2 separate regions of the Mus musculus genome follow, and region 1 is linked to region 2. The links are chromatin loops, found by intact Hi-C in ENCODE. Cell type or tissue: left cerebral cortex. All regions are shown on one strand. Links, peaks and the distances in the headings refer to the core of each region. The heading gives the core; the rest is flanking DNA. Region 1 overlaps Gm42377 (a long non-coding RNA gene). Region 2 holds the start of Usf2 (upstream transcription factor 2).

Region 1 (15,606 bases), core at 5,778-10,777, 62 kb before region 2:
CTCAGCCACACAGAATCTCCAACTTGGAGAACTTCCAGAAATCTCTCCTGGGCTTCCCAGAGGGTTCTCAATAGCCACCCTAATGCTTCAGAGCATAAAGCACCTTTTTTTTTTTTCTGTCGCCCTGTGGTCTGCCCTCCTCCTCCAGTCTGAGTCGAGGTGTGCTGAGTGGGACTCTTGCCAAAAGTTAATGGAGTTGGTCTTGTCATTCATCCAGCCTCCTGCATACAGTCGTCAAGGCATTTGCTTGGGAGGACTTAAGGCCAGATTGCACTAGCTGGAAAGAATCTGTTTAAAGGGAAAGGTGACTTTGTCACTGTGCTCTCTTGGGACTTTTGGGGCTCAGGCACATGAGCCTAGATGTTCCCATGTGAAGTATGTATGGACCTCCCACACCAGCCTTGGTGCAGGATGCTAGGTCTCTGGCAGGCTGGTGAATGACTCTGGCTCTCAGTGATGAGGGATAGGGTAAAGGATTTGAAACAGAGTATAAGCTGTGTGTAGTGGCTCACACCTAGGCTGGGAGACAGCTCAGTTGGTAAAGTGCTTACCCTGTGTCTTAGCTAGGGTTTCATTGCTATGAAGAGACACCATGACCACAGCAACTCTTATAAAGGAAAACAGTTAACTGAGGCTGCCTTATAGTTTCAGAGGTTTAGTCCATTATTATCATGCCGGGAAGCCTGGCAGCATGCAGGCAGACATGGTGCTGGAGGAGTTGAGAGAGTTTTACATCTTGTTCTATAGGCAGCAGAAGGAGATTCTATGTTATACTGAGCATAAACTTGAGCATAGGAGACCTCAAAGTCCACCCCCACAGGGACTCACTTCATCCAACAAGATCACACATATTCCAACAAGACCACACCTCCTAATAGCTCCACTCCCTATGGGCCAAGCATTCAAACACATGGGTCTATGGCAACCATTTTTACTCAAACCACCACACTATGCAAGTATGAGGATGTGAGTTCAATCCCCAGAACCAAAATGAAAAACCTGGATGTGGTGGTGGTGGTGGTTTATAAACTTAGCACTGGACAGTTGGTGGCAAAAGGATCTCAGGGGCTCCTGGCCAGCCAGGCTTGCTGGAACAGTGAGTTCCAGGTTCCATAAGAGACTGTCTCTTTTTAAAAAGCCACACATTATTTAAGGTTTGCTCTCTCTGCTTCCTGCTTGGGTTTTAAGATGAGAGTACCCAGCTCGCTGCTTGAGTCAGGTGCTTTCCTGTGTCCAAGCTTCCCAGACACCATGGTCATGGACTCTAATTCTCTGAAACTGTAAACCCAAATGAACTCTTCCTTCTGTAAGTTGCCTTAGTCATGATGTTTATCATAGCAGTAGTAAAGTAATTAAAACACAGGGGCATGCACACACACACAGTCTACACTGACAACACAGCCATTCCATGGTACGGTTAAGAGGAAGGTTTTCACATCACAGTTGCAGTACAAAACAAAACCAGGTAGATGGTACCTGGAGATACAAGTCAAAACTATCTTCTGACATCACATGTATTCACATGCAAATGTATATCTGCACGTGCATGTGCATGCACATACATGCACACCCAAGGAAAGCAAGCAAGCAAGCAAGCAAGCAATTGAAAACCATTCCAAGTACCATCACAGTAGTAACTTGGCTATTTTAAACTACATTTCCCAGAATTCTCTCCACCCAAATGGTGTTCTTTCCCTTGATCCTCCTTCAAACCTTTCCAATTCCTGAGTGTAACTTGTGTACTTGGCCATCTGATTGCTCCAGCAAGACACCCACACTGTTTGTTAGTTGTATAGGACACTAATGTGTCCTAGGCCAGAAGCCCAACTATGAGTCCAGACTAATCCAGGGCTAGCTCCCGACTCTGAAAACACAGACAGGAAAAATTAATGATCCAGGACTAGAGAGTTCATCAGCAAAGGGACTCCAGAAAGTCAAACACACAGGGGTCCTCTCCTTTGTGTTCACAGGCCAGACAAAAGTCCTGCAATTATATGGCCACCTGGGTCATTAGCTGATGTTGGTCAGGTAGAGCCTTTTCAAGATAAGCAGTTATTGTTGCCTAGGGGTGATTTAGGCTCTAGTCTCAAGCCATTGACTTGTCAGACCTGTTGCTCCCGAGATCCCCGTGAGAGCAGAAGAGAATGAGAAAGAAGAGTCTCAGACCCAAGGAACAACTGGCACTTGAATAACAGCTGCCTCTTGTGTCTTGTTACAGCACTCTAAGGTCAAAGGCATCGCAAACTGACTGAAGTGGCCGGCTCAGTTCATCCTGCCTGCTCTAGTTTGTATGTGTGGGTTCTAAGTCATTCTTCACTGTCCTTGACCCCACCTGCCTGATCTGCTCTTGGGCTTTGAACTCTAACACCATCCCAGGGGGGCACAGCTTTAAAGAGTCTCACTAACTCCAGCTTGTTCAAGGCTAAACTGTGTATGTGTGTGTGTGTATGTGTGTGTGTGTGTGTATGTGTGTGTGTGTGTGTGTATGTGAGTGTATAGTGTGTGATATGTGTGTGTGCATGTGTATGTTGTCTGTGTGCATAGTATGTATATACTTTTGTATATATGTATTGTGTATACATATGTATGTGTGTCTTTATAGCATGTATATATGTATGTGTGTGTCTGTGTATATAGTATGTGTATGGTTTTATATATGTATATTATGTGTGTGTCTTCATGTGCAGAGTCTGTGTATACTTGTGTATTTATGTACATGTATGTGTACATAAATATGTGTGTATCTGTGTATAGTGTGTATATAATGTGTATGTGCATGTATGTATCTGTATCTAGCATGACTATATATATGTCCATGTGTTTATCGGTGAATAGTGTGTATATATTGTTTGTATCTGTTTAGTATGTATATATGTGTGTGCATGTTTGTATCTGTGTATAGTGTGTATATATGTATGTGTGCATGTGTGTATCCGAGTATAGTGTTTATGTGTGTCTGTGCACGTGTGTGCATGTATCTGTGTGTGAGTTAAAGATTAAGTTTTGCTGATACAGAATTTGGTATTCAGAATGGCTCAGAAGAACAGAGTTTCACTGGGGGTGGAGCTCGGTGGTAGAATGTTTGCCTAACATGCATTCCTGGGTCCCAGCCCCAGCATCAGCAGAGGGAGAGAAGGAGGAAAAGGAGGAAGAAGAAAAAAAGGAGAAGGAAGAGAAGGAGGAGGAAGAAGAAGGGGAGGAGGATGAACAGGAGAAGGAGGAAGAGGAGGAAGAAGAGGAGGCAGTCAGAGAAGAGAAGGAAGAACTCATAGATGAGCCTTGGGCTCTCTGGGACTGCTCTCTGACCTAATTAGATTTAAAGGTGTTCCTTCATTGCCCTGTTTCCAGTGAGAAAGGGGACGTTAATGGCCTATGGCAGGAGCTGGCTAATTGTTACTCAGGCACCAGTACTTTCCTCTATCAGGTTCCTGTAGACCGCAGGCTTTATATGACAGAGTTTTTGCCCCCACAGACACCTCAGTGAGAAGTGACATATGGGAGGGGGGTCTCACAGTGTGGCAGAGTTGAGGGATGAAAATGATGAGTCCGGAGCCTTAAGGCTCTAGTTCAAGTTCTCCCAGCCCAAGCCTGCTTAGCTTTGGGGACCAGATGAGGTCAGGGACATATGCTCCAGAGCTGCATAAGGGATCTGAAGCTCCCTGTAGACTTTCTACCTGCGCTGTGTTTCCCAGAGTCATGTGATTCCAGGTTAGAATAAGAATGGCTCCACAGGCTCATATATCTGAATGCTTAGTCACCAGGGAGTGGAACTTCTTGATGAGATTGAAGGATTAAGCTTTGCTGATAAAGAATTTGACACAGACTAAGAGATGTGGCCTTGTTGGAAGAAATGGGTTGCCGTTGTGAGACCTTGAGGTTTCAAAAGCCCCAGCCAGGCCCAGTCTCTCTCTGTGCTCATGGGTCAGGATGTAGCTCTCAGCTACTGCTCCAGTACTGTGCCCCCCACCCTGATGGTAATGGACTGACCCTCTAAAACTGTAAGCCAGCCCCCGAGATTAAATGCTTTCTTTTATGTGTTGCCAGGAGTATGGTGTCTTTTCTCAGCAATAGAGCACTGACTACGCCAGCTCTGAAAAGCAAATACCGAGTCTGATTTCTAGAATGGTTCACTTACAACAAAACCTGAACTTCCAAGCTTACGTATGCTATTTGTCAAAGTCTGGGCATGGGCTGAGAGGAGATGTGATCCTGACTAAAGCATGGGAACATGGGATAAGATTCCAGTATACCTGGTATCTTACTTAGCTACTGTGTATTATGGCTGGGAAGAGACACCATGAGAGAGGCAACTTTAAAAAGAAAACATTTAGTGCCGGGCGTGGTGGCACACGCCTTTAACCCCAGCACTCAGGAGGCAGAGGCAGGCGGATTTCTGAGTTCGAGGCCAGCCTGGTCTACAAAGAGAGTTCCAGGACAGCCAGGGCTACACAGAGAAACCCTGTCTCGAAAAAACAAAAAAAAAAAAAAAAAAAGAAAAGAAAACATTTAATTGGGTGCTGGCTTACAGTTTCAGAGGGTTAGTCCATCATCATTGTGGTGGGGAGCATGGTAGCAGGCAGCAGGCTTGGTTCTGAGGCAGTCACTCACATCCTGAACTGGAAATGTTGAGGGAAGAGAGAGGCAGAGGTGAGGGGAGAAGGGGATGAAAGTGGCTAGTTACTTAATCACCAGTATCTTTGGAAATGGGGGCCATGTTGATGTGAATGGCCAGTGTGGCCACCATGCTGGTGTCCATGATCTATGCTGCTGCCAAGGGCCATGTCTAGGCCTGTAGCCCTCCTGTAGCCAGGGCCGTATTGGTGTCCAAGGCCCGTGTTACAACCCAAGGTCATGTTGATGTCTATGGGCCATGCCACTGCTGGGGACCATTGTATGTTCATGTGAGTGGCCTGAGCTGCCACCTGAGGTCAGGTTGATGTTTGTGGTCTGTCTGCTACGAGGTCCATGATGGTCCATGGTCCTGGGGCAGCTGGGGGTCGTGTTAGTGTTCATGGCCCATGTTGCCACCGGGAGTCAGGCAGATGTCCATGGTGTAAGCTGCTGCCTGGAGCCATGTGGGTGAGTGACTGTGGTCTGTGCTGCCACCTAAAGTCATGTTGATGTCCACGGGCTGGGCTGCCATGGGGGACTCTATTGGTGCCATCGTCCATGTTGCCCAGGAGGCCACGTTGATGACCTTGGCCTCTGTTGCTGTTGAGTACTAGGACGGTATCTGTGTCCCATGCTACAGCAGAGAACTGTGTTGATATGCATCGTCTGTACGGCCCTGGAAACTGTGCCGAAATCCATGGCACATGCTATCGCCAGAAACCACGTGGAAGTCCATGATTTGTGCTCCTGCAGATTGTAAAAGACAAGGAAGCTACTTTGACAGTGACATTGATGACCGCAGATGCACAGTTGAGAAAGAGGGACATGGATGGCTTCTGTGACAAGCCCTACTCTTACCCTACCCCCACCCCCAAAAAGAAACAGTCTAGACAGAAAGCTGTCAAAGAGAACTCTTAAAAATTGTGATAAGGATGCTGAAGTGTATCTCTTCAGAGTTGATGGCTCCTGGAGGGGTTGTGAGTTGGGAAGAATCTGATTTTTTTTTAAGGGGTTGGCCCCTGGGAGTTTGACCGTGCTCCAGTGAGTATATGAGCAACACAAATTGGACCTTCTCCTACTCTTCCTCTGCAATCTCCCCCTCCTCCCCCTCCTCCCCCTCCTCCTCTCTGTCCTTCCTTTGAGAGATGGAGGTCACAGTGGTGGATGATGGACCTGGGAGGACTGGGAAGTGAGTGTGATTGGGATGCATGATGTGAGATTCCTAATCAATAAAACTATTATTTTGAAGAAAAAAAGAAAAAGAGAAAAAAGAAAAAGAGGGACAAAAAGGAAGAAAAAAAAAAACCTTAAAGTCCACTCCCAGTAACACATCTGCAACAAGGCCACACCTCCTGATCTTTCCCAAACAGTTCTACCCACTAGGAATCAAGCATTCAAACATACACACCTGGGGGGGGGGCATTCTCATCCAAACCACCACACCTGGGGATCACAACATCTAGGTCCTTTTGGGGGGGGGAGGTTTCCATCCCCACATGCAGGTGTGCCTTCCATTGCCTGGAGCTGCTGGCACAGTTGGTTTCCTGGAGTGGTTGCCTTGTGGGGTGCAGATGATGCTCTGGAAACACCCCTTTACTTCTTCTCAGACCTGCTACTAGACTCCAGGCTCAACCAAACTCAAAGGCTGAGGGAGACTCGAGTAAATGATGGTGACTCTGTTGTGTTGTAGAAACTTACTCCCAATCCGTGGTTTCTACCCCTCCTTTGGACCATTGAGTTCCCAGATAAAAGACACACACACAACCTTAATTATAGGAAGCCTTAAACATCACAAGAGCTGGGCAGAGGTCTACCCTCTATGTTACTAAAATCTCCTTCCTATTGATAACCTCTAGTTATTACTTACTAATGCTTTATCTGGACTACTCTTTACTCCAATTGGCCAGCCCTCAGGGCCAGTCTTCATGACTTCCCCTAACCCATGGCAGCTTCTCCATTCTCCTTCTTCTTCCCCATGGTTCTCCTCTGACCCACCAAGCCCAGGAACTGTAAACCCCACCTATGTCTCTTCTGCCCAGCCATTGACTGTTGAAATCTTTATTCACTAATCAGAAATAATTTGTGGGCAAGATCACATAGCATCTACCTGCAGACTCTCTTGTCTCTAGTGTAACCAGTCTTGAGCAACTAATATCAGCATTAGAATACAAGCATCATCAGGCCAACCCACTAACTGTATTGTGGTGTTAGACTCACTTAGGCACACGCGCCAGAATGGCTAAGGGGCCACTTTTCACTGTGGGCTTAGAAATAAATGTATGAAGTGACTCACAGGCATCTTTGACGTGCTCTGAAGAGGTCCTTTTGTAGGTCAGAAACTCTAATAAAAGGACAACCATTAAACTGGAATTTCCATGGGGGGCAGTTATGGGTAGGTATGTGCACGTATAAATGCACATGCATGTGTGAGTGTGTGAATGTACATGTATGTGTGAGTATGGAGGTCAGAGGTCAACACTGAGTGCCATTCCTCAGGAGCTATCCACTTGTTTTTAGTTTTTTTTTTTTAATTGTATTATGGCCAGGTATGGTGGTGCACACCTTTAATCCCAGCATTTGGGAGGCAGAGGTAGGAGGATTTCTGTAAGTTTGAGGTTTACATAGTGATTTCCAGGCTAGCCAAGGCTTTATAGTGAAACCTTGTATTTTAGTTAAAGGTTACTATTGCTGGGAAGAGACACCATGGCCATAGCGACTCTTATAAAGGAAAACAAGTAATTGGGGCTGGCTTACAGGTCCAGAGGTGTAGTCCATTATCATCATGGTAGGAAGCATGGTGGCATTTGGGCAGACATGGTTCTAGCGATGGAGTCAAGAGTTCTATATTTGCATCGGCAGGCAGCAGGAAGAGAAGGACACTGGGCCTGACTTGAGCATTTGAAATCTCAAAGTGCACCCTCAGTGATACACTTCTTCCAACAAGGCCACACCTCCTAATAGTGCCACTTCCTATGGGCCTATGAGGACCATCTTCATTCAAACCACCTGGCTCAAAAAAAATTGTTTTTGTGTGTGTGTCTGTCTGTCTGTTGTGTGTGTGTCTGTCTGTCTGTCCTCTGTGGGTCAGAGGACAGCTCTTTTTCCACCTTCATGTGGGTTCTGGAGGGCAAGCTCAGGTCGTTAGCCTCACCCAGCACTTTATCCACCAAGCCATTTCTCCAGCCCTTTGAACGGAAAATTTTAAATGGAGACGTATGTAAGGAGTCTGGGATACCAAGGGTGCTGTGGAACTCTGCTTATTGATTTGTTTACTTAGTTATATGAGACAGGATTTCACTGTATAGCCCTGGCTGGCCTGAGAACTCACAATGTAGACCAGGCTGGCCTCGAGCTCACAGATCTGCCTGCCTCTGCTTCCCGGGTGCTGGGATTAAATGGGTGCAACCACAGTGCCAGGCTGCGTGGTGCCTCATTGCAGAGACAAGGCGAGCAGGTTCCTACAGAGGGTAGTGAAGCCAAAATAGCAAGACGAGCTCTCTGACTCACAGGTGCAGTTGGCGTCTGTGGGTTTATGTGAGATTCCTAGAAAGGAAACACTCCATCCGAATGGGTGGGTTCTGGGTCCAGAATCCTGAAATACTACCCAAACCACAAAACAGAAAAAAATCAGAGCCTCCAATCATTTCCCACAATTGGATCTGTGACTGGAGAAGAGGCTGGGTACCCGTGAGGAAGGAATTTGGCATGCTGCCAATACCTGTCATGCTGTCTGCCTCTCTCAGATACTCTTTCTCCAGATAGAGCTGTAGGCATATAGGGTGGAGCTGTGCAGCGGAGAGAGGGAAATAAGTCAGCTTTCCAAAGTTTATTGCACTCGGGGCCTGAACGCCACTTATTCCCAGGGAGTCAAGTGTCACTGTGGTCTGCTAGTGGGGGCACTGGGGAGTAGTGGGGGTGGGGTGGGGAAAGCCTATCTTACAGAGGCTCCCCTGAATCCACTCTGGTTATTTACACACACACACACACATGCACGCACACTATGGTTATTTGAATGAGCAGTCCCCACTAGTAGCAAACATTTGAATATTTGGTCATGCTCTTTGGGGAAGGCTTAGTAGGTGTGGCCTTGCTGGAGGAAGGTGTGGCCTTGCTGTGTCACTGGAGCAGGCATTGATTGTTTAAAGGCTTTTTCCTATTTGCTCTCTCAGCTCCATGCCTGTAGTTCAGGATGTGAGCCCTCAGTCTCCTGTTCCTGCTGCTAACATCTCTGCTCCTCCATTATGGACTCTGACCTTCTGGAACTATATGCTCAAATAAGCTCCTTCTCTTGTTAGTTCCAAAGGAAACTGGATTCTCTAAACTCCAAAAGATAGCCCAAATATCCAGAAATGAGCTCAACCTGGGCTGCAGGAGAATTTCTGTGGGTGTCCCCACTCTAATGAATCGTTGGCCAATGCTGTCCACAAGGGCAGTGGGAGCAGAAACGTCAAGAGGGAGGGGGTGTTGGGAAGCCCTGTGAGTATGTATGATGAATACATCACACGGGGATCCTCAGTCAGAAGGCAGATCAACTTTACTTAGGGTGACTGAAGGCTTATAACATTTTGGGGGACTGAGGGTAGGGACATCCAGGATGGGCACAGGTCATTGGCTGGGGGCTGAGGGTCCCTGGAATGCTTCATGGGGAAGCATTTCAGAAACCTCAGGTGATGGCTGCACAGGTTTTGTCAGGAGAGAGAAAACTGATCCTATAAATTGAGGTTACACGAGGTGTCTCGGGAAGAGGTGAGGATGGGAACTCAGAACGCCTAGACAAGGTCAGAGGAGGAGAAACCCTCCTAATGAAAGGAGTCCTCCAACACTCGAAGAGCTCCAGAAGGCTGTCTGGTCAGTGGTAGATTATGGAGAGCCTTAACTAGCAAAGTTTTCCCACAGATTTTGATAGTTAGATAAAAGCCAGCATTCCTCAGAAACTGGTTCCCATCTACCAAAAGGAATCATTACCTCTAGCAGAGGGGTGGATGGCTATCTGTGGGGCCTATCAGCAAATCAAAGAGCTTGCTGGGCTCCAGGCTCCCTCTGTATCACAAGTACCTGTTACACATCCTAACCCTTCTCAGCCCCCCTACTAACACACCTAGCTTCTTGCAAGTTTCTCTTCCCATATAATTCTAGTATTCTCAATGTGTTCTCTCTCTCTCCCTCCCTCCCTCTCTCCCTCTCTCTCTCCCTCTCTCTCTCTCTCTCTTCCTCCCTCCCTCCCTCCCTCGCTCTCTCTCCCTTGCTCTCTCGCTCTTTTTTCCTGCTTCTTTCACTATTTTTTTCTATTCTCTATCCCTCACCCCATTCTCCCTTTTCTCACAGATATCCCTGGCCTCACCCATCCAGTCTGCTGGCCATGCACAGTCCACTTCTTTCTTGCTCTACTCTGGACTCTTCCAAGTGCCTCTGGCTGTTCCTTCATAACTACAATAAAAACTTTCCCTTTAACCATTCAATGGAACAGTCATATCATAAGTTTATGCATCTATAAGTTGTCTTGGTCATGGTGTTTATCGCAGTAGAAAGGTAACTACACATGGGCGGGGGGGGAGTCAGGGGGAGGGGAGAACAAATAAATAAATAAATTCAGAAAGACTGTCAACATTGGTCCCCTGACTCCTGCAGTGAGGGACGTTAGGGTAGGAAAGGACTGGCGAAGAAGCCATTCTGATGCTCTCCACCCACAAACACAGTGAAACAAAAGCAATGCCACACTCCTAGTGGGGCCATGCATGTTGGTGCCACCACGAGGGACTGGAACCAGTTGGTAAGCTCTCACAAGCAAGTCAGCCGGGATTCTGATGGGTGTTTGCAGCCCAAGGCCTCTGGAGAGAAACCAATGCTCTTAACTTCTGTGCTGACCCTCCAGTCCCTCTCCAAAGAGTTTTAACTAACGCAAAAATATAGCTTTGAAGGTGAGTTAATGTAGGAGTTTGCTTCTAAAGGGTACAAACTAAACTAAGATTTGAGGACCTACAAAGTCTGGGGCCCTGATTACATTCTACACTGGTCTTAGTGAGTTAGTCAAATCATGGACTTATCCTGTTTTAGTTTAAGATGCAGAGCCTAGCTGTTAATCCAGTCAGAGTGAGAATAGAAGGCCCAGCCAGTGCTGATAACAGACTCGTTTGCCAGGGTGACCAAGAGAACAAAAACTGGTGCCAATTATGTCCCCAACTATGGCAAGGTTTTTTTAATTACTCCTGATCAATTAGCATAGAAACAACAGGTTCCTCCCAAAGCCATACGGTTTTCTTTATCTCATGAGAAGCCTTAAGCCTCTCTGGTTTTGTAGGGCCATTTCTGCGAGGAAATTTAACTTGTTTTCAGTGAGAAACAGAAGCATAAGCCCTGCTTTGCCTGTTTTCTCAGTTTAGAAAGCATCAGAAGAGGTACATTCAGTCTAACCATCAGTACACATCCACCGGGTGCTCTCAGGGACGCAATGATGTTGTCCAGACCAATTCACCCAGAGTAGCAGGTATCAGAATAAGAGGAATGCTTAGGTTAAAAGTGTTGGATACTAGACCTTTGTAAGTCCTCTAATGTGTATTTGGGCTGCCCTGAGTCAGTGAGTTTCGTCAGTCAAAGGGCTGACAGTGCGGTTAGTTCCTATCCCTGTATAGCACGGGGACCACGTGTCTAAGCATAACCAGAAATCCTAGCCAATTTTGTACCAAGTGCTTTAGAGGGGAAAATTGGCCAAGGTTTTGCCATGGATAGGAAATCTCTAATAAGACCCTAAGTCTGGGGACCCAGAAGGGCAGGGGTTTTTTTTTGGGGGGGGGGGGTAATAAACCTGTCCTCAGGTTATTCCAATGGATATAGAGTCTATTTCCTCAGGTTTTTCTTGTTTCCCAAAGGCCAGACTCTTCCTTCCAGACCTTTAATTTTATCAGCATTGGATTACATTGGCATTGAACGAGCTGAGGCCTGATGAGAGACCTTGATTTTCCACAGTCCATTTGGCGTTGGCAGCTGTCTGTGGCTTCTGCTTTCTTGACCTGGTCCAGTGGATTCATGGTGTAATGCCAGCTACCTTCATAGCCATAGGAGTGGAACAACATCACCATGTAGGGCCCTTTCCAAGTCAGTTCCCTTTGCTTGATCCAGACAGCATCACGGGCCTCAAACAAAGGGATACTGCTGGTGGACTCAGAGATTGGCTGGGCCTCTCAGAGAGACGAGTGCCAAGCCTTTATGAAGGACTGGAGGGCCTTAGTGACTTGAGAAAGAAATGGTTAGAGTTCTGCAAACTGCTGGTCTCCAAGCCTAGGAAGCAGTGGGGGAGGTCTTCCAAAAATAGGGGATAAATCCCTTGCTATATGGGGTGCCGTGGGTGGAAGCAAAACAAGACCTGTCTATCTACTGCTGGACTCTAATGAGAGTTTTATAGAGGGGATTTTTGTTTTGTTTTTTGGTGGTGTTGTGTTGTTTTATGCCCTGTTCATTTTTTACCCCAGGCCAGGACTTTGAGGCCTATATGCACAATGAAGTTTTTACTCTATGTCAAAAGCTTTAGCTATTAATTAAGAAGTTTTTCCTATGAAAGCCAGGCTACGGCCAGACCCCATTGCTAGGGGGAAGCCTAGTCAGGGGATCAGTTCCCGGAGGAGCTTTCTAGTTACTATCTGAGCAGTGTCTGTTTGGGTGAGGAACACTACTACCTACCTGAAAAAGGTATCTTTAAAAACTAGCAAGTACTTTTATCCTCCCCTGGCAGGCTGATCTTTGTGAAGCCAGTGTTCCCAGAGTTGGCAGGTGTGTTGGTCTCTCATTTGGACCCCTTCCTGGGTAAAGGTTCTATGTTTAAGTTTCACTTGAGTACAAGCCTGGCATCTGGCTGAGACATCCTGGGCTAGGCTGACTAAGTGCAGGTGTAACAAACATACTGTGATCTGAGTAACTCAGTTCTGTGGACCCCAGATGAATAACCTGGTGATAAAGGTCAGTTACCAGAGTCCTGCCAGTTGTTCCTGGGAAAATGGTCTTTCCCTCTGGTGTTCTCCATCAACCTGTGGGTGTGAGTTGTCCATTTCTTTACCAGAGTCTCAGGCAGTACCAAGTAGTATGTCATCTGAATATCAACAGGCCTGACTGGTCTTAGGACTGTTTGTCAGACAGCCAAGTCAGCAGCCTGGCAATGGACGACAGAAGCCAAATAGCCTCTAAGAGGGCCAAGATTTTTTTTTTCTTAATGTCCTTTTACCCAATGGTGAGAAGCCCTCTTTCTTTATAGATCATACCCCTTAGTAAAAGCACTGAACGTGGTGTATATGGTGGCCGACTTTCCTTTTCGCTATCTGAGAGCCTGTGTCAGATCGATCAGTTCTGCTCTCTGAGCTGAGCCACCTGGCTTCAGCCCAAATCATTTCAGTTAACACAACAATTGCAGCTCCCATGCAATTGAAAGTTTTATCTTTCATCCTCTGACATACCTGACCAAATGGTTGGACCCTCTGGCCACAGGATTGGCCCACCTGTCTAAGAGCTATGGTGGCTACTGTTAGTCTAATGAAACTAAGGGTCAGGATCTTATAACTCATAGCACCCCATATGGTTGGGACCCTCCTCCGGGGAACACCAGAACACCAGCTGTCTAAGGACTGCATGACCCAATACTCTTGGACCACCCTCGAGTCTAGTTTGAGAATTCCACCACCATTAATCCTGCTACCCTCTTTCCTAATGATGACCCACAGGTGTTCATCCATGACCGTCACAAGCAAGCACTTCTGCTCCCAGACAATAAAGGTCCCCCTCCCTCAACTCTGGGTGACCTGGCAGAGCCAAAAGGATTCAGGTCCCCAACAGGAGGAGGCACAGGTCTTAAGCAGGGTTGTGGAGGGGTCTCACACCAGAAAAAGACACTGATCAATACAAGTGTCTTAGTGCCCATACCCACAGTGACACACCCATTCCAACCAGGTCACACCTATTCCAACAAGGCCACACCTCCAGATGGTGCCACTCCCTGGCCCAAGGATATACAAACCATCACAACAAGGAAACAAAATTGGCAGAAATACATAGACACACACACACACACACACACAAACACACACCCCTGGGGGGGGGGGGCAGAGAATAGGAATGGCCCTTATAGATTCCTGTATTGAATGCTTGGCCATAGAGAATGGTGTGGCCTTTTGTCAGAATTGCATCACTGTGGAAGCGGGCTTTGAGGTTGTACATGCTCAAGCTCCACTCAGTGTGGCACACAGTCTCCTTCTGCTTAGAACACTCGGCTCCTCCAGCTCCATGTCTGGCTGCATGCTGCCATTGTCCCGCCATGATGATAATGGACTAAGCTTCTGAAACTGTAAACCAGCCCCAATTAAATGATTTCCTTTATAAGAGTTGCCGTGGTCATGATATCTCGTCACAGCAATGAAACTCTTTTTTTTTGTTTGTTTGTTTTGTTTGTTTGTTTGTTTGTTTGTTTTCGAGACAGGGTTTCTCTGTATAGCCCTGGCTGTTCTGGAACTCACTTTGTAGACCAGGCTGGCCTCGAACTCAGAAATCCTCCTGTCTCTGCCTCCCAAGTGCTGGGATTATAGGCATGTGCCACCACTGCCTGGCAGCAATGGAACTCTTAACTGACATACACAGGATGGGGGACAGAGAGAAAAAGAAAAAGAGGGGGAAGAAGGAGGAGGAAGAGGAGGAGGAGGAGGAGGGACAAGAGACTGGCTAATAAAGACTTTCTATTGGCTTAAACCTGTGTCTAGGCAGTCTTATCAGGTAAATACCTCACAACATTTTTGGAGGTCCCACTGAGGTCCCAGAGCAAGTTCTTGAGACACAGTGGGAGGCTTGGGGGGGTGTGTCTCAGAGAAAGAGAAAGTAAGCACAACGGGGGTGGCTACCACACTTTTATATACCCGGACAGAGGAATCCAGCAGCTGAGGCTGACCTCTATGTGTAGAGACAGAAGGTGTCTTAACCAGATTTACCTCTGGAGGTGACAGAACAGGTGACTTCTTTTTAGTTTAGTTTTGTTTTTTGGTGGGGTGGTGGTGAAGGTGTCAGACTCCTCCAAAGTGTTAGGCAGCAATTGACTAAAAGAAATCTTTGGGACCTGGACCTCAGGTTGCACGCCCCCTAGGGGTCCCCTGACCACTGCACTCATCCTTGCTCCAAGGGGTTCTGAGACACCATCCCTCCCCCCAAGCCACCCACTGTGTCTCAAGAACTTGCTCTAGGACCTCAGTGGGACCTCCAAAAATGTTGTGACGTATTTACCAGGTAAGACTGCCTAGACACAGGTTTAAGCCAATAGAAAGTCTTTATTAGCCAGCCAGGGACTACAACACTCTGTGCTTGGGATCCCAGTATACCAACAAAAACCAAATCCTAAGTTGACATACTTATTAACAACAGTTAGCCAGAAGTAGAACTTACAGAAGCCAAAAAGCAAGGTTACTACATTTGGAGACTTTCCCAGAACTATGGGCTTTGATGGACTAGGTATTTTAGTTTTGGTAGGTGCTGCTGTCTGCGTGCTGAGCTTTACAGCCTGAATGGCTCTTCCATCATGGAGTCAGTTGTGCTAAGGTCTGGGGTCCTGTTACACTATCAAGCATAGTACTTTTAACCCTGAGCCATCTCTCCAGCCCTACACCTTATTTTAACTCATTAAGGTTTAGAAAAGGTCTCTCGATGGCCGTGGAACTCATTGATTTGGCTACACTGGTTGGCTAATGAGCTCAGGGAGCCCACCTGTCCCTGCCCCCTGAGGCTGGAGTTAGGGTGCATGCTGCAGTGCCTAGTGGTTATTAATGTGCTGGGGTCAGGCTCTGAACTCAGGTTCTCAGGCTCATATGGCAAACGCTGTATAGGCGTATCCTCTCAGCCCTTTTGTTTTTTGAGATGAGGTCTTATATAGCCCAGGATGGTCCCATACCAGCTATCTAGCTGAGGATAACCTTGAACTCCTGATCCTGAGTGTTGGGATTGCTGGTATGTGCCATCACCCCTGGCTGCCCTACA
Region 2 (15,606 bases), core at 4,646-9,645:
GCCCCTGAGCTCCTACCTGGTTTTCGGGCGGGGCCCTTGGAAGGTATGGGGTGGAATCCCTGGTGGGGCTTCTCTTGCCCCCCCCCCATAGACTGCTTCTGTTTCTAGTTACCCTCCCTACCCCCCTAACTACTTCTCGCTGGAGACCTCCACTAAACCTACCCCATTCTGTGACATCTAGTGGCCTGGCTGTGGGCTTGGGGTGGTCTGGGCTGGTTGAAGAGGTTCTGGGGCATAGGCAAAGGACTCGAGTGACTGGTGCCTGCTGTGTTCTTCTGGGTATGGGCTGTGGCTCTTTCCCCTCCTGAAGGCTACTGTTTGTGTTGCTCCAGCCAGACTCCCTCTTGCTCTGCGCTCTGTCTATTTAAACTCAAGATAAGGTCTCTGATGTGGGGACTGAAGCAGGCTGTCCCGGGGTATCCCTCTGTTGCTATGCCCTAGTCTTGGGCACAGAGAACCAAGCTGTAGTTGCAGGTTCTCTGAGGAGCTTTGCAGATAGTCCCCTGTCCCAGCGCTGGCTCCATAGCACCCTGTGAAGACTGGGGGCCCTGTCCATCCCTGTTATTCCTCAGCCCACCCAGCTCAGGGACCATTCTTCTTCTTCTGCAGATTGGCTCTTTGTGGTCGTGGTCTGCCTGGCAAGCCTCCTCTTCTTCCTCCTCCTGGGCATCTGCTGGTGCCAGTGCTGTCCCCACACCTGCTGCTGCTATGTCAGATGTCCCTGCTGCCCAGACAAGTGCTGTTGCCCTGAGGCCCGTAAGTGCCCCTCACCTGCTACCCCCACTGGAACTCTGCTGGGCACATTAGCCCGCCTTCCAGATTTGGAGAGTAAGGCAGTGTGCACAGCAGACCGTGTAGAACCTGTTACTTTCCATCACTGTTCACTTACTTTAGCTTTTAATTTCCTGTGTTTTGAGGCTTCTCTTATTCTTGTGTTGGGGATTGAAGCAAGGGCCCTGTGCATAGTAGGCAAACACTGCCACTGAACTACAGCCCTAACTTGTGAGGTTTTTCCTTTGAGAGGCTAATTTTATGGCTGTGGCTCAAAAACAAGACCACCAAAAATAATCATGCCCAACATTCCAAGATATTATTGTAGATAATATCACAGGAAGGTAGAAGTCTGAGGCTAGCCTGGGCTACACAGGATCCTGTCTCAAACAAAGCATAAACCTCACGTGGAAAGGTAAGTTTGTAAGCTAAGCAGCACACAACCACTCAAGCTGCACATCTTGTGTAGAGCCTCTGTATTAGATATATTCCTCACATCCAAGTGGATACCTGTGGAGGGTTGGGAATAGGAACTGGGTAGAATGAAGACGTAGATACATAAAGCAGTGGAAGAGAGGATAAGAAAATGGGTAATTCCATCTCTCGGTGCCCTTTAATTCCCCCCTGGGAGGCTGTCTGGGTACCCCTGTACCCTGGTACATAACCCACAGAAGAGAACGGGCCAAGTGGGGCTTGGAGGCCAGCTAGGTACCTGATGGGCTGATGAGGTTATAGCAGAGCTCTGCACAACAGGAACTTGGAGGTTTGCATGTGGATAGCATTTGGTGGGACCCACATAACAGGCACCACACCTGCCCCTGTTGGACAGTGCTGTGAACTGATACACAGGTCGGGGGGTTTGTTGTACACTCTGTGTGTGACCTGAAAGCCAGGCTCCCATCTCTATTAGGGTCCCAACTTCTTGGCTTCCAAACACTAAGAGACAACTGTGAAGGTGCCAGGATGAACCAGCCAAGCTGTATGCTTGAACCACTACTCTCAAGGAGAAGCCTTCCGTGCTCTGACTGTCCTAACATGGGCTGTGGGTCCATATTATAGATGTGGATATAGAGAACCCCAGGAGCTGTGAGCACTAAGACTGGAGCTGGGTCCATCTAGACTCCATTGTCACATACCTAGGAATCCAGTGCTTCCCCATGGGAGTTTCTTCCTGTCTTCTCTGCCCCAGTTCCTTACTGCCTTATTGGAAGTATTAGCCTGCTGCTAATTATAACCCAGCCAGTCAATTAATGAAGGGACTCCTCGTGGAGAGAGCTGAGCACTTAAGTTTTCTGCTCCCAAATTAGAGGAAGCCTGTAGGGTTCCAAGAAGAGTCCAGTAACTTTTGTATTGAACAAGCATGCTTAGCAAGCACTCTGCCACTAACCTATATCCCAGGTCTCTTTTTACTTATTTCAAGACTGTCTTCCTAACTCAAGCTGGCTGGTCTTAAAACTCTGGAGCCCTTCAAGACTGGAGAGATTAGCTGGGTGTGGTGGAGCACACCTTTGGCCCTGGTGCTCTGTGCGTTCGAAGCTAGCCTGGTCTACAAAGCAAGTTCCAGGACAAGCCTGGGCTGTAACACCGAGAAACCATGCCTTGAAAAAGCAAATAAAGAGCTCAGTGGTTAAAAACAAAACAAACAAAAAAACCAACCAAACAAAAAAACACTTGCTCCCATAAAGAGGGCCAGAATTTGATTCTCAGTTCAGCACTTCCCACTTCAGAGCTATTGTATTCCTCTGGCCTCCACAGGCATCTATACTCAAATGCACATATCCACGTCCACAACCCCCAACACACACACACACAAAATGGAAGTCTTAAAAAAAAAAAAGTCCAGGGCTAGTAAGGTGGTTGGTTCAGTTAGTAAAGGCAGCAGCTCCAAGCCTGCAGCGGAAGTCTGATCCCTAGGACCCCTGTGGTGGATGGAGAGCAAATTTCTGCAAGTGATCTTCTGACTTGCACACACACAATGAATGTGAATGTGAATGATGGGGAGAACACCCAGCCTCTAGCCTGAGGACAGTTCACCCTTGAACTGTCAAGCGAGACTCAGCCGGGTGAGTAAGGCCAGTAGTTAGAAACCCGCAAGGGACTGCATTACTCTAGGGTGCAGGCAAGGTAACTTCTGGGGCTCCCGTGTGTCTGCCTTACTCCACTTACTACATCTGGGAGGTGACAGGATGTTATGGACCCAACAGACTTGACTTTCCCACAGTACAGGCTAGGCTGCCCAGCTTATGGGGACAGTAGCTAGCCCAGAACAGGGGCTTTATATAATGACAGTGACTTTGCCTACTAATGCCTTTAGATACAGACCTGCCCTTCTTGGTTTATATGACGGCTGAGGCAGGAGGACCTCAAGTTCAAGGTTTATCTTGGCTACAGAGTTTAGGGTTCTTCCTCAGCCACTTAGGAGTCCTTGTCTCAAGAAGGGGGGAAGGGGCTGAAGTTGGGAATGTAGTTCAGTGGAAAGACACTTAGTCCTAGTACCCAAACACAGACTACTGCTCTGGATTTTCACATGAAATCTTTCCCTTGTCAGCTGTTGGCAAACCACCATGTATGGATTGGGCCTCTGATGTATCAGTGTACACCGCTGTTCTCAACTCCATGAGAAGTCAGATAGAACGTAGGGTGAAGGCTGTGTCCCTAGTCTAGAGTACTGCATGGGTGGTATGGAGGGCAGAACCATGTCCCAGAATCCCATTCCAGCATGGGGCCACACAGCTTCTGATCATGCTCATGCCATTCTGCCTTCCCAGTTTATGCTGCTGGCAAAGCAGCCACCTCAGGTGTGCCAAGCATCTATGCCCCCAGCATCTATACCCACCTCTCTCCTGCCAAGACTCCGCCACCTCCGCCTGCCATGATTCCCATGCGTCCTCCCTATGGGTACCCTGGAGACTTTGACAGGACCAGCTCAGGTGAGGCCTTGGGGAATCCAGACAAGAGGTGGGATGGGGCTGGAAGGGAGCATGGGAGATTGGGAGTGCCCAACTCTGCTCCAAATGGCAAGTGTCACTGATAACCAGTCTCTATTAGTTGGTGGCCACAGCTCCCAGGTGCCCCTGCTGCGTGAAGTGGATGGGAGCGTATCTTCAGGTAAGATGCTGTGATTTTGAAGGGGTCGTTGCCTGGAGGGTTGATTCACATGCACATCCCCTCCCAAACCAATCACCTTGTTCCTCTCTTCAGAAGTACGAAGTGGCTACAGGATCCAGGCTAACCAGCAAGATGACTCCATGAGGGTCCTATACTATATGGAGAAGGAGCTAGCCAACTTCGATCCTTCCCGGCCTGGCCCTCCCAATGGCCGAGTGGAACGGGGTGAGCTGCAGACCTGAGTCTAAAGGGGATGAAGCATGCTTGCCTGTGGTGCTCCCCGGGGAGGGTGTTAGTGTATGGGTGACAAGATTGGACCTGTCTTAGTACCAGTGATATCTCCCTTCTCTACAGCCATGAGTGAAGTAACCTCCCTCCATGAAGATGACTGGCGATCTCGGCCTTCCAGGGCTCCTGCCCTCACACCCATCAGGGATGAGGAGTGGAATCGCCACTCCCCTCGGAGTCCCAGAACATGGGAGCAGGAACCCCTTCAAGAACAGCCAAGGGGTGGTTGGGGGTCTGGGCGGCCTCGGGCCCGCTCTGTGGATGCTCTAGATGACATCAACCGGCCTGGCTCCACTGAATCAGGAAGGTCTTCTCCCCCAAGTAGTGGACGGAGAGGGCGGGCCTATGCACCTCCGAGAAGTCGCAGCCGGGATGACCTCTATGACCCCGACGATCCTAGAGACTTGCCACATTCCCGAGATCCCCACTATTATGATGATTTGAGGTCTAGGGATCCACGTGCTGACCCCAGATCCCGTCAGCGATCCCACGATCCTCGGGATGCTGGCTTCAGGTCACGGGACCCTCAGTATGATGGGCGACTCTTAGAAGAGGCTTTAAAGAAAAAAGGGGCTGGGGAGAGAAGACGCGTTTACAGGGAGGAAGAAGAAGAAGAAGAGGAGGGCCACTATCCCCCAGCACCTCCGCCTTACTCTGAGACTGACTCGCAGGCCTCGAGGGAGCGGAGGATGAAAAAGGTGAGCCTAGACCCTTTGACTTCAGATCTTCAGGACGCCTCTTCCTCCAGCCCGTACAATTAACACTTTTTCTTTTCTCCTTTGCAGAATTTGGCCCTGAGTCGGGAAAGTTTAGTCGTCTGATCCCACGTTTTGTTATGTAGCTTTTATACTTTTTTAATTGGAATATTGATGAAACTCTTCACCAAGCCTAATAAAATTCCTGATCACAAGATCTAAGCCTCTTGTTTTGCTGCACGAGTTGAGAGGAGGGGGACCAGCAAAAGAAGCGGCCAGACAGGCCTTTAGCCTTCTTCATAGCCAGCCGCCTAGAGTACGTGCCCCTTGCCGCCTCCGCCCTGCCCCGCCCCGACGTGCGCATGCGCCTTCGGGAGCGCGCGAGCGCGCAACCCGGCTCCCCAACCTCCGGGCTCCTATACGACCTACTTTTACAGTCTTCAAACCCTGTGCCCCGGCGATCTGAGCCCCGCATCCGTGTTGCCGGCCTTCCAGCCGGGCCTGCGTTCCAACCGGTGGTGGTCCCGTGTAGAGTCCCCGGGCCTATGTGTGTGTACGCGCCCGGCCGTCACCAAAGACAGACAGCGCGCGCGTTCCCTAGGGCCTGCCCTCTCCCGCGCGCGCGCGCGCGCCCGCCCGCCCCGGGATCGCGCCGTCGCCGCCACCGCGCGCGCGCAGCTCCAGTAAAGGAGGAAAAAAAAAAAAAAAAGGAAAAAGAGAAGGGGGGGGGGTGATAGAAAGCGGCGGCAGCTGCAGCCACAATCCGCCGCCGCCGGACCGGGCTAGGCCGGGCGGCGGGCGCGGGAGCTGGCGATCTGGGCAACAGGGCGGCCGCCATCCGGGCAGGGCCCTGTTGAAAAAAAAAAAAAAAAAAAAAGCTCAAGTCGCGGCGGCGGCGGCGGCGAGCGCTCAGGGAAGCAGGCCCCAGGCCGCGTGCGGCGGGCCGGCGGGCGGGGGGCAGCTGAGCTGTGGCCCGGAGCCTCGCACCGCCCGGAGCCGGCGGCGGGCGGAGGCGGCAGGAGGAGGCGGCAGCTGCAGGAGTAGCGGCGGCGGCGGCGGCGGCGGCGGCGGCATCTCCTCCTCACATGACCCCACTGTTTGTCCCCGTGATCAGCGCAAGCGGCTCCCGTGTCTCCTCCGTCCCCTCCTGCCGCGCGGCGTGAGCGCCGGGCTCGGGCCCCCCCGGCCGCCCGCCCCCTCCCCTCCCTCCCCTCCCCTCCCCCCCGCCCCCCCCATGGACATGCTGGACCCGGGTCTGGATCCCGCTTCCTCGGCCACCGCTGCTGCCGCCGCCAGGTAAGCGCGCCGACAGCTCGCGCCCCTCCGCGCGCCCTGGGCCCCGGCCCCTCGAGCCCCGCGCGCAGGGGCCGCCATGATCCCGAGCGGCCTCTGGGCCCGGCTCAAAATGGAGGCCGCGGGGAGGGGATCCGGGCGGCCGGGGCTCGGCAGCGGTGCTGACCCTAGCGGGGGCCGGGCCTGGAGGGCGGGCGGCGGGCCGCTGCGCCCCGGCGAGGGGTGCGGGCCTCGCTGACCCCGGGCCCTGCCCCTGGTGTGCCCCCGCAGCCACGACAAGGGACCCGAGGCCGAGGAGGGCGTTGAGCTGCAGGAAGGTGAGTGTTTGCGGGGGCCACGGGGGCTGCGGCCCGCGCCGGGGTTGCAGGCCGGGGACGCCGGGAGGCCCCGCGCGCCCGCTGAGCGTGCCCCCTGCCCTGCTGCCCCCACAGGCGGGGACGGCCCGGGGGCTGAGGAGCAGACGGCGGTGGCCATCGCCAGTGTCCAGCAGGCGGCGTTCGGCGACCACAATATCCAGTACCAGTTCCGTACAGAGAGTAATGGAGGCCAGGTGAGGCGGCCGTGGGCCGGGAGCCCGGAGGGCCAGCGCCGGGGTGAGCTGAGGAAGGGCAGACGCGTGCGGCGGGACAGGGAGAGGCTCCGACCTGTCCCCCACTCGGGCCCCAGCGTCGGTCTCGTCGCTCTGCCGCCCCCTGCAGGTGACATACCGCGTAGTCCAGGTGACTGATGGTCAGCTGGACGGCCAGGGCGACGCGGCCGGCGCCGTCAGCGTCGTGTCCACCGCTGCCTTCGCGGGGGGGCAGCAGGCTGTGACCCAGGTGGGTGTGGACGGGGCAGCCCAGCGCCCCGGCCCTGCCGCTGCCTCTGTACCCACAGGTCCCGCAGCACCCTTCCCGCTGGTAGGTGGCCCGCGACTTATGGGGAGGGGCTGGGGAGGGGGAAGGCCCAGGGGGTGGGGTGTGTGACACACACATGATGTTCTCTGGGCTGGCCGGCTGTGTAAGGTCTGGTCAGAGTTTTGCACAGGCGTTGGATAGGGTCTTTTGGAGTTACTTTTCATTGCAAAACTGGAAAACTTCTTAGAGGAAAGAGTAGAGCTAATGATGGTTGAATGGTGTCAGAGACGAGATTCTGTACAGAATGGCACACACAGTAGGCTACGCCCTTGCCTCACCGTATAGTAAACAAACACCGATACCAGTAACAAAGATGGCATAGCAGGGGTGGCTAAGGATGGCCTATGTGTACTCCTCCCTAGGCTGTAATTCAAAATCCATTCAGCAATGGTGGCAGCCCGGCGGCCGAAGCTGTCAGCGGGGAGGCACGATTTGCTTATTTTCCAGCATCCAGTGTGGGCGATACCACAGCTGTGTCTGTTCAAACTACAGACCAGAGCCTACAGGCCGGAGGTAAGGGGAAGGAAGGGTTCTGAGGTAAAGCTAGGGAAACCATTTAAGCAGTTCCAGCTTGACCCATTACTGATGTTCGCTGCACATTCCCTGCAGGCCAGTTCTATGTCATGATGACACCCCAGGATGTGCTTCAGACAGGCACACAGAGGACAATTGCACCCCGGACACACCCCTATTCTCCGTATGTGCCAGTCCCATTGTTGGAGCCAGAGGGAAGGGAGGGTTTCAGGGCTGGTCAGCATACAGCAGGAGTGGGGTATGGGTTTTATGAGCTTCTGCTTCGGAAGTATCAGTTTAAATTTTTTTCATCTATTTCCACCCTCTCTTCACGGGGATTTGCTTTGAAAGATAACTGTGAAGAGCTAACCCAATGGTAGCCTAGCATTCTGCGAAGCCCTGGGTTCAATCCCCAGTACCTTAAAAACAAAGGTGTTTGTCAAGTCTGATAGCTTGGTAAATGCTGTCGTTTCCCCTTCTGCTTTAGGAAAATTGATGGAACCAGAACTCCTCGAGATGAGAGAAGAAGAGCTCAGCACAATGAAGGTAAGGATGGCGGAGTGCTCCTGGGTGCCTTGAGCCCATTGCCTGACATGTCCAGATGCTGGAGACGTGCATGCTGAGTGGTTAGGTCAGTGCTGATTGGCGGAGGACGGCAAGATGTTGGGAAAGATGGAGGGCGTGCATTCAGTTTGGCCAGATATTTCCTCTTGCCCGCCTATGATTTTGATTTGATTTGTTGGCCATCCTCTTGAAGTGGTGGACCCCAGATCTGCACATGGGGTTTGACCTCATGAGCAGGCTTCCATTTCTACCTGGGCAGCCTCTGGCCAGCTGAAGCCAGAGCCTCCTACCCTTCCCGGAAGCTCCATGTTCCACCCTGAGGTCTTTTGTCCTTTAGTGCTGTCCTTTGGTCTCCCAGCCTTGATAGGTCACCACTGCTAAGCACATAGCAGCCCTCAGTGTAAGGTAGTTCTAATACCCAAACAGCCATCACTCAACAAATATTTACTGACCCTGGATCCCAGGCAGGGCAGGGCAACACAGCACAGGCCCTGTGCCAAGTCTGCAGCCTGGCCTAGGGAGTCCGTCAGAATTGTGAAGGACAGCTTGTGGCTAAGGGATTGCTAACGTGCTGAAGTGAGGTCACCCCAGGAAGATTTTTCCAAGAACTTGGCCAGTAGAGGGACACACAGGCTGATGAAGAGTCAAGTTCTTTCAAGGGGATTGTTTGCTTGTTGCTAAACTTCTGTGCACACTCTTTAAGAATGAGCCAGGGTGAAGCCTCAGATGTCTAGACAAGGCCCTAAGACTTAGGAGTGCTTTGATGTCAATGGTGGGGGCCACTGCTGTTCTAAGTGGCAAGTTCAGACTTTCAGCCAATAAGTACATACCTATACCAGCTCCCCATCTAGACCTCAAGTACACAGAGAGACAAGGTCTGGACTCTCACCACTCCTTGGTAGGAGACAAGCTGCACATATTGCCATGTGCCCCCAGCATGCCGGAGTACTGGAGGAGAGGAAGCTAAGCAAGAGGAGCAGACTTGTCAACACGAGCTTCAGAGGCCTCTCTCGGGGATCTGGGGACAGCACAGACAAGTGTCTAGGCCAGGGGCAGACACACTTTTAAGTTTGAGGAAGAGCAGAATGGGGAAGGGAAAGAGGAAGCTTCATCCTAGTGCTGAGGGGAAACCTACCAGGCTGGCTCACGCGGGGTCTCTAGGAGCTCTTCCCTAATTGGTTTTCCTGATCCTGGGGATGTAGTCTGACCACGGGGAAACCCTCATGGGGCCTGTGTGTGGATGCAAACTGATAGGATGATGAGGAACCGAAACCCAAGAAGTCTGTATTAGTCCTGTATCTGGGAAGGGAGAGGCCTGGTCTGAGGTGTCGGGATTCAGAGGATGGGCATACGGAGCCAGATTCGGGGGGATCTGCTAGGTTGAGGCCTAATGCCTAGGTCAGGTGGCTTTGAAGGAAAGGGTAAACTGAGCCTTGAGGTTGTTTTGGATGTGATTTGGGGACAGTTAGATGTTTCTCTAGTGGGTTATTCAGGCTGTGACAGCTCCTCCACCCAACTCAGGTCTGGTTTTCCATCTTTGCAGCTGTGTTGTCTGATGTAAATGATAGTAACACAACCCTCAGTTTCCACAAACCCTGGCCTCACTGCAGCTGCCCGCCTCGGAGTGGCCTCAGGCTGTGGCAGCCTGGCTAGCAGGCCGGGAAGGGTCACTGTGCCTCACCCGGGGTTGTTTTTCACCCATAACCTCGCCTCTCAGTCCAACCCTCTGGCGTCTAACCTGTAAAAGGTTTGAACCTCCACCTACCTGTCCTCCGTCCTCCTTGGAGCTTGGCAGTCTAGCCTACCAGGCTGGCCCCATTGAAGGTCACCTGTGACAACGTCATTGCCAAATCTTCTAGCTTCTTTTCCAGTCTGAGCTCCACACATCTGCTGTGACTGCTAGCCTCACCCCACCTCCACCCTTGGGGATGTTCATTGTTTGTCCCTCCCTCCATCCCTGCAACAGCCTGATATTCCTCACAGGCTTTCCAGGCTGAGCCTGAGGGTCACCGCAAGGTCCCTGGGCTGTCTTTACAGAGAGGTTCTCATAAATGAGGAGCAGCATGGAGTGTTTCTTAAGGCCTGGGCCTGAGTTCTTTTCCATTTATTGTAAGCGCCGGCCGCAGGTGCACCGAAGCTCTAGTTGTCACACCCCTAACATCCCCGGCACCAGAGTCTTTTGTTCCTTTTATCCAAAAAGGTGATAGTTGCTTCTTCCCATCCTCTTGGGGCTTGGCGCGGTCCAAAAGATGCAGTTTTTACTTCCTGGTCATCTGAAATTGCCACTCAGAATCTTGGCATGTCTAGCTGTCCATGAGACTTCTCATACCTGTGTTGTCCTTATAGCACACACTGCCTGCCTTCCTGAGAGGCCCCAAAAATGCTCCCTGCCAGAAACAAGGCAGGGTGACTTTCAGAGCTCTACCCTTTCCTTCCCAGGGCTCTGTGCTGACAAGAGTCTCCATGTAGCTTCTCCGTCTTTTTCCCCTGTGGTTTTTCTGTAGGGTGGGTTGCAGAGGGTACTAGCAGGGGCCTGAGGAAACTGCACATTTGTACCAAGGGACCTGTCGGGAGCCTGAATGAAAGGGGTGGCTGGGGAGCCTGTTGTTAATGGTGATAGCAGTGCAGGTCTTGCCATGAAACCTGTCTTTAAGTGCTGGGCTGGACAGCTCTTTCTGCTTTATTGGTTTTCACTGTAAGAGGGTCCTGCTTGGGTTCTTCATTATGGTGGTGCATGGGGTTTTGCCTTGTGGTTTGTTTTGTTTTGAGTTCTTTGTTTATGGCGCTGGGACTATAACCTAGGGCCTGGAGCATGCTAAGAAAGTGCTCTGCCAGCAACTATACCCCTAGAGTCTCACTGTTTATCCGGACTGATCTTGTACTTAGAAGCCTCCTGCTTCCGCCTGCCTAGTAGCTGGGATTACCAAATCTTTCTTTTAAAAGATGAATATCATGGTATGCTCTTGTAATCTCAACACTGGTGAAGCTGGGGCAGAATCCAGCTGGGCTGCATAGGAAGACACTGTCTTAAAGAAAAAATAAACGAACAAACCTTTTCCTGATGCAAAACCAGAGCTACAGACTTCTGACTGTAGACTTCAGGCCCATTTGGACAAATAGGTTTTTTTATTCTGTTTTGTTTTTTTTGTTTTGGTTGTTTTTCTAATTTGATTCTCGCTCTCTTTTTTTCTTGTAATAAATTATTATTTATATTCACTTTATATCTAGACCACAGTCCCCCTCCCTCCTCTGCTCCCAGATCCCTCTTGGCAGATCACACACACACACATTGCCCCTCCTTGGGTACCACCCCACCCTGGGGCATCTAGTCCCAGCAGGACTACATCCTCTCTCATTGAGGCCCAACCAGGCAGTTCAGGTAGGGGGAAGGGACCCAAAGGCAGAGAACAGAGACCAAGACAGCATCCCCCCCCCCCCCGCCCCCTACACACACACTTGTTAGGAGGCCCGCCTGAAGACCAAATTGCACATTTGCCACAAATGTGTAGGGGATCTAGCTCCATGCTCCCTAGTTTGTAGCCCAGGCTCTGAATTCCCATGGTCCCAGGTCAGTTGACTCTGGGTCTTCCTGTGGTATCCTTGACCCCTCTGACTTGCTCACTTCTATCCCCTACTCTTCCACAAGACTCCCCAAACTCCACCTGATGAGTGTGGCTCTCTGCATCTGCCTCCATCCACTGCTGGATGAAGTCTCTCAGGAGACAGTTATGCTAGGCTGCTGTCTGCAAGCACAAGAGTATCATTAGTAGAGTTAGTTAGTTAATTAGACTCTCTCACATGGGATGGGTCTCAAGTCAGGGCAGTCATTGGATGACTGTTCCCTCAGTCTCTGCTCCATCTTTATCCCTGCACATCTTGTAGGCAAGACAAATTTTGGGTTAAAGGCTTTATAGATAGATGTCCCCCTGCCTCTTCTGGAAGTCCTGCCTGGCTACAGGAAGTGGCCCTTTCGTCTCTACATCCCTCTCTGGTAGGAATCTCAACTAGAGTCACCCCATAGACGCCCTGCATTCTCCCAACGATTCCCATTCTCGCTCCCAGCCCTTGCCTGCCCACTCCTCTCCCCACACCTGACTGCCTCCTTGCCCCCTCTCCTACCCAGTTCTCTCTTTCCATCCACCTCCAATGACCATTTCATTTCCCCGTGTGAGTGAGATTCACACATCCTTCCTTGGGACCTCCTTATTATCCAGTTTCTTCTGGTCTGTGGATCATAGCTTAGTTATCCTGCACTTTATGGCTAATGTTCACTTATCAGTGAGTACATACCGTGCATGTCTTTCTGACTCTGGGTCACCTCACTCAGGATGATGTTCTCAAGTTCCATCCATTGTCTGCAAAGTTCATAATGCCTTTGTTTTCAGTAGCTGAGTAGTACTCCATTGTGTAGAAGTGCCACACTTCCTTTCTCCACTCTTCAGGTGCGGGACATCTAGGTGGTTTCCAGTTTCTGGCTATTGCAAATAAAGCTGCTATGAACACATGTGAGCAAGTGTCCCTGTGGTATAGTAGAGCATCTTTTGGGAATATGCCTAGGAGTGGAGTAGCTGGGCCTTGAGGTAGAATTATTCCCCGTTTTCTGAGTAACTGCCAAATTGATTTCCAAAGTGGTTGCACAAGTTTCACTCCCAACAGCAATGTAGGCGTGTTCCCCTTGCTCCACATTTCACCAGCATCTGCTGTCCCTCAAGTTTTTGATCTTAGCCATCCTGACTGGTGTGAGGTGGAATCTCAGGGTCATTTTGATTTGCATTTCCCTGATGACTAAGGATGTTGAACATTTCTTTAAGTGCTTCTCAGCCATTCAAGATTCCTGTTGAGAATTCTCTTTTAGCTCTGTACTTCATTTTATAATTGGTTTATTTGGTTTGTTGATGTCTAATTTCTTGAGTTGTTTCTGTCAGATGTAGAGTTGGTGAAGACCCTTTCCCAACCTGTACACTGCCGTTTTGTCCCAGCTGGCAGAGTTGTTTGCCTTACAGAAGCTTTTCAGTTTCATGGGATTGAGCAAATGTTGATATTATCATTTATATCAAAATATTTTCCAGTTCTGTGATTTTCTCTTTGACCCTAGGTTGTTCAGGAAGCATGTTGCCCAATTTGCAGACATGTAGTAGAGCTCTGGATCTCATTTTTGTTTGATTTCTCAGTTCTCTGTAGTCAGAACACAGCAGACATGGTTCCAGTTCTTTGAGAAACTTAACCTGGGCTCTGTGAGAGGACAAGCCTGGAGAAGGAGCCACGTGAACCATGGTGGGTGGTACCTGCCGCTGTGAAAGGGCCTCTCCTCTACAGGGAGGCAGCTTGACTGAGGGAGCCAGGGGGACCCAGCCTCCTATTTTCTTGCTTTTCTTGGTGATGGAGAGAGGCGTGCTAATGGCTCCTGCTCCTGCTCTTCCTTTGGTCCTGGAAGGTTGTGCTATGAGGTGTGGGGGTTGGTTGGTTTGTTTGTTTTAGAAACAGTTTTTCTATATGGCCTTGGCTATTTTAGAACTTATTCTGTAAAGCAGACTGGTCTCAAACTCACCAATATCCGCCCTGCATCTGCCTCCTGAGTTATAAGATTAAAGGTGTGTGCTACCACACATGGCTGTGAGAAGTGTTTTAAGTGCTTTTTTCTAACTACAGCGCTTCTCTGATCTAACTGGCTTCTGCTGGTCCAGCTTGTCCTAATGGTTTTTACAAGCCAGGGACCTAACAATGTTACCACCTGGACACAGGCTATGAACACACACATACACACACACACACACACACACACACACAAGTGTTTATTGTCTTTCCTGTGGTCCTGATCTTACTTTCCATCTGCCTTCAGGTCCCTTCTCTCTGAAACCCAAGTATTTCTTGTCTCTGGGAATTCTGATTGTGGGCTGTATCCAGAAAGCATTGCTGCACCCTGCCCTTCTTTGGGCATGTGTACTGTAGGTACAGGGTCCCTATTGTATATCACTTCACAGTGGCATCATGAGTACCAGCCAGGACAGAGCCAGGATTGAGTCCACTGGATGCAGCCACACACCTCTACATTTTGCAAAATTAAATGTACACAAAGGAACTCTGCCTTGCACATCTACTCTTAGCCTGAGGGTTGAGGTGTGTCTGTCAGAGGAAGGTCCTGCCTGGGGCCCAAGCCCTAGAAGAGAGGAAGGTGGAGAACTACTCAGTGAGGCCTGTAGAACCCTAGAGATAGAGCACCCAGCAAGGGACTACAGTGGGTGTGCTTCTAGGCCTTGACTAGACTCAACTATGCTGCTGCAGTCCTCCACCAAGTTCCCAAAGGATGGTTCCAACTTGGTGGTGACATAAGTGAGTTAGCCCAGAGCATAGTGGACACATACCACAGCACTTATGAATTCAGCATGACCAAGTTGTTGTCAGGACATTGGAAAGATGGCACAGGAAGAATCATTGCTGTGAAAAGGATAGGGCAGAGGAGAAATATGAAGTCACTAAGGCCAAATTGGGAGGCACCTGACAGAGTGACCAAGCAGAGGCAGTAGGCTCCACCTGTTCCCAGACCCTGAAGTCCCTTAAGGGAATGGGCAAGGTGTGAGGACAGTTCTGAAGAGAGAGGTGACTGCCCTCACCCACCCCTCTCACTTAAGGCTGGGCCAATTTTCCACTTTTCCCGACCTCATGAGGAAATGCCACTTGCTGTTTCCCACAGCCCATCAGGCTCAGGGCCCAGCTCCCCTCAGACGTAGCCAGCCACTGCAGCCCTCCTGACAAGAGGATGGAGGGCTATGAGATTTGGGGTGCCAGGTCTTGTATATCCCAGCAGTAGGAGGACTGTGCCTGGGGGTGATGCAGGGCTGGGAAGCCTTGCTAGAGCGAGCTGTGGAACTGGCTCCAGTCAGGAGGCTCCTGGCAGGTCTCCTGAGCATACAACAAGCCAGAGGAAAGCACAGCTGTCTGCCAGACAGTTGTCACTCAGCATAGCTAACAGTAAGAGGTATGGCCTCTAAGGTATGGTGTTCACATTCCTGGGCGAGGTGAAGTCCCCTGGGTCAGGGACTCGGGCATAGCTCTTGTATGGAGACTGGAGCTTGCCAAGGCTGTGGAGAAGGATTTGAAACAGGGGCGAGCCATCGTCGGATTTTCACATTAAAGATGAAAAGGAGCTGGGATGGAGCTCAGTTGGTAAAGTGTGGCCTTCCTTCCCAGCACTGAGTAAAACTTCGCAATGGTGGCTGCTTAAGGAATGTAAGAAGTTCAGATCACCCTTGGCTACATACTTTGTGCCCGACCTGCCCTACATGACACAATTCCCAAGGGAACAAAAAAATAAAAAAGAATGAAAAAAGCAAAATTAGAGAAGCCAGAGTTTGTGAACAAAGAGAAATGAGACATAAGGGTTACAGGGGCCGTGGGGGTGCTGGATCCTGCATAGGGGGTGATATACAAGTTCCAGACCTACATTTTCAGTCTATGGTGTGACACTGTGTGCAGCAGTC

What was found. Peaks named below come from ENCODE experiments on the same cell type or tissue, not always from the same donor. Only the 100,000 strongest peaks of a DNase experiment are listed, where the experiment ranks them.
Region 1: a loop joins it to region 2, with 6 times the contacts of the local background. A loop is called at or near these places in 3 of 42 quality-filtered maps.

The regions. Positions count from the first base shown.
Region 1 is chr7:31,010,310-31,025,915 of GRCm38, reverse strand. Gm42377 (a long non-coding RNA gene) reads left to right here. Exons shown (of 3, transcript XR_881943.2): 2 at 2,219-2,288. Among named protein-coding and RNA genes, the nearest start is that of Gm42377, 11 kb to the left of the region's middle. In left cerebral cortex, for the core only: no CTCF peak of the experiment used is centred there; a DNase peak (open chromatin) is centred at 8,189; H3K27ac peaks cover 222 bases.
Region 2 is chr7:30,947,248-30,962,853 of GRCm38, reverse strand. It overlaps Usf2 (upstream transcription factor 2), which reads left to right and starts at 6,051. Exons shown (of 10, transcript NM_011680.2): 1 at 6,051-6,158; 2 at 6,426-6,472; 3 at 6,587-6,705; 4 at 6,854-7,054; 5 at 7,414-7,564; 6 at 7,661-7,748; 7 at 8,052-8,110. The coding sequence starts at 6,097. Lsr (lipolysis stimulated lipoprotein receptor) reads left to right here. Exons shown (of 10, transcript NM_017405.2): 4 at 1-43; 5 at 610-756; 6 at 3,540-3,701; 7 at 3,820-3,879; 8 at 3,973-4,104; 9 at 4,234-4,865; 10 at 4,953-5,084. The coding sequence ends at 4,988. In left cerebral cortex, for the core only: CTCF peaks have their summits at 6,625 (motif pointing right), 6,829 (motif pointing left) and 8,768 (motif pointing right); DNase peaks (open chromatin) are centred at 5,315, 5,951, 6,742 and 9,211; H3K4me3 peaks cover 3,019 bases; H3K27ac peaks cover 3,391 bases.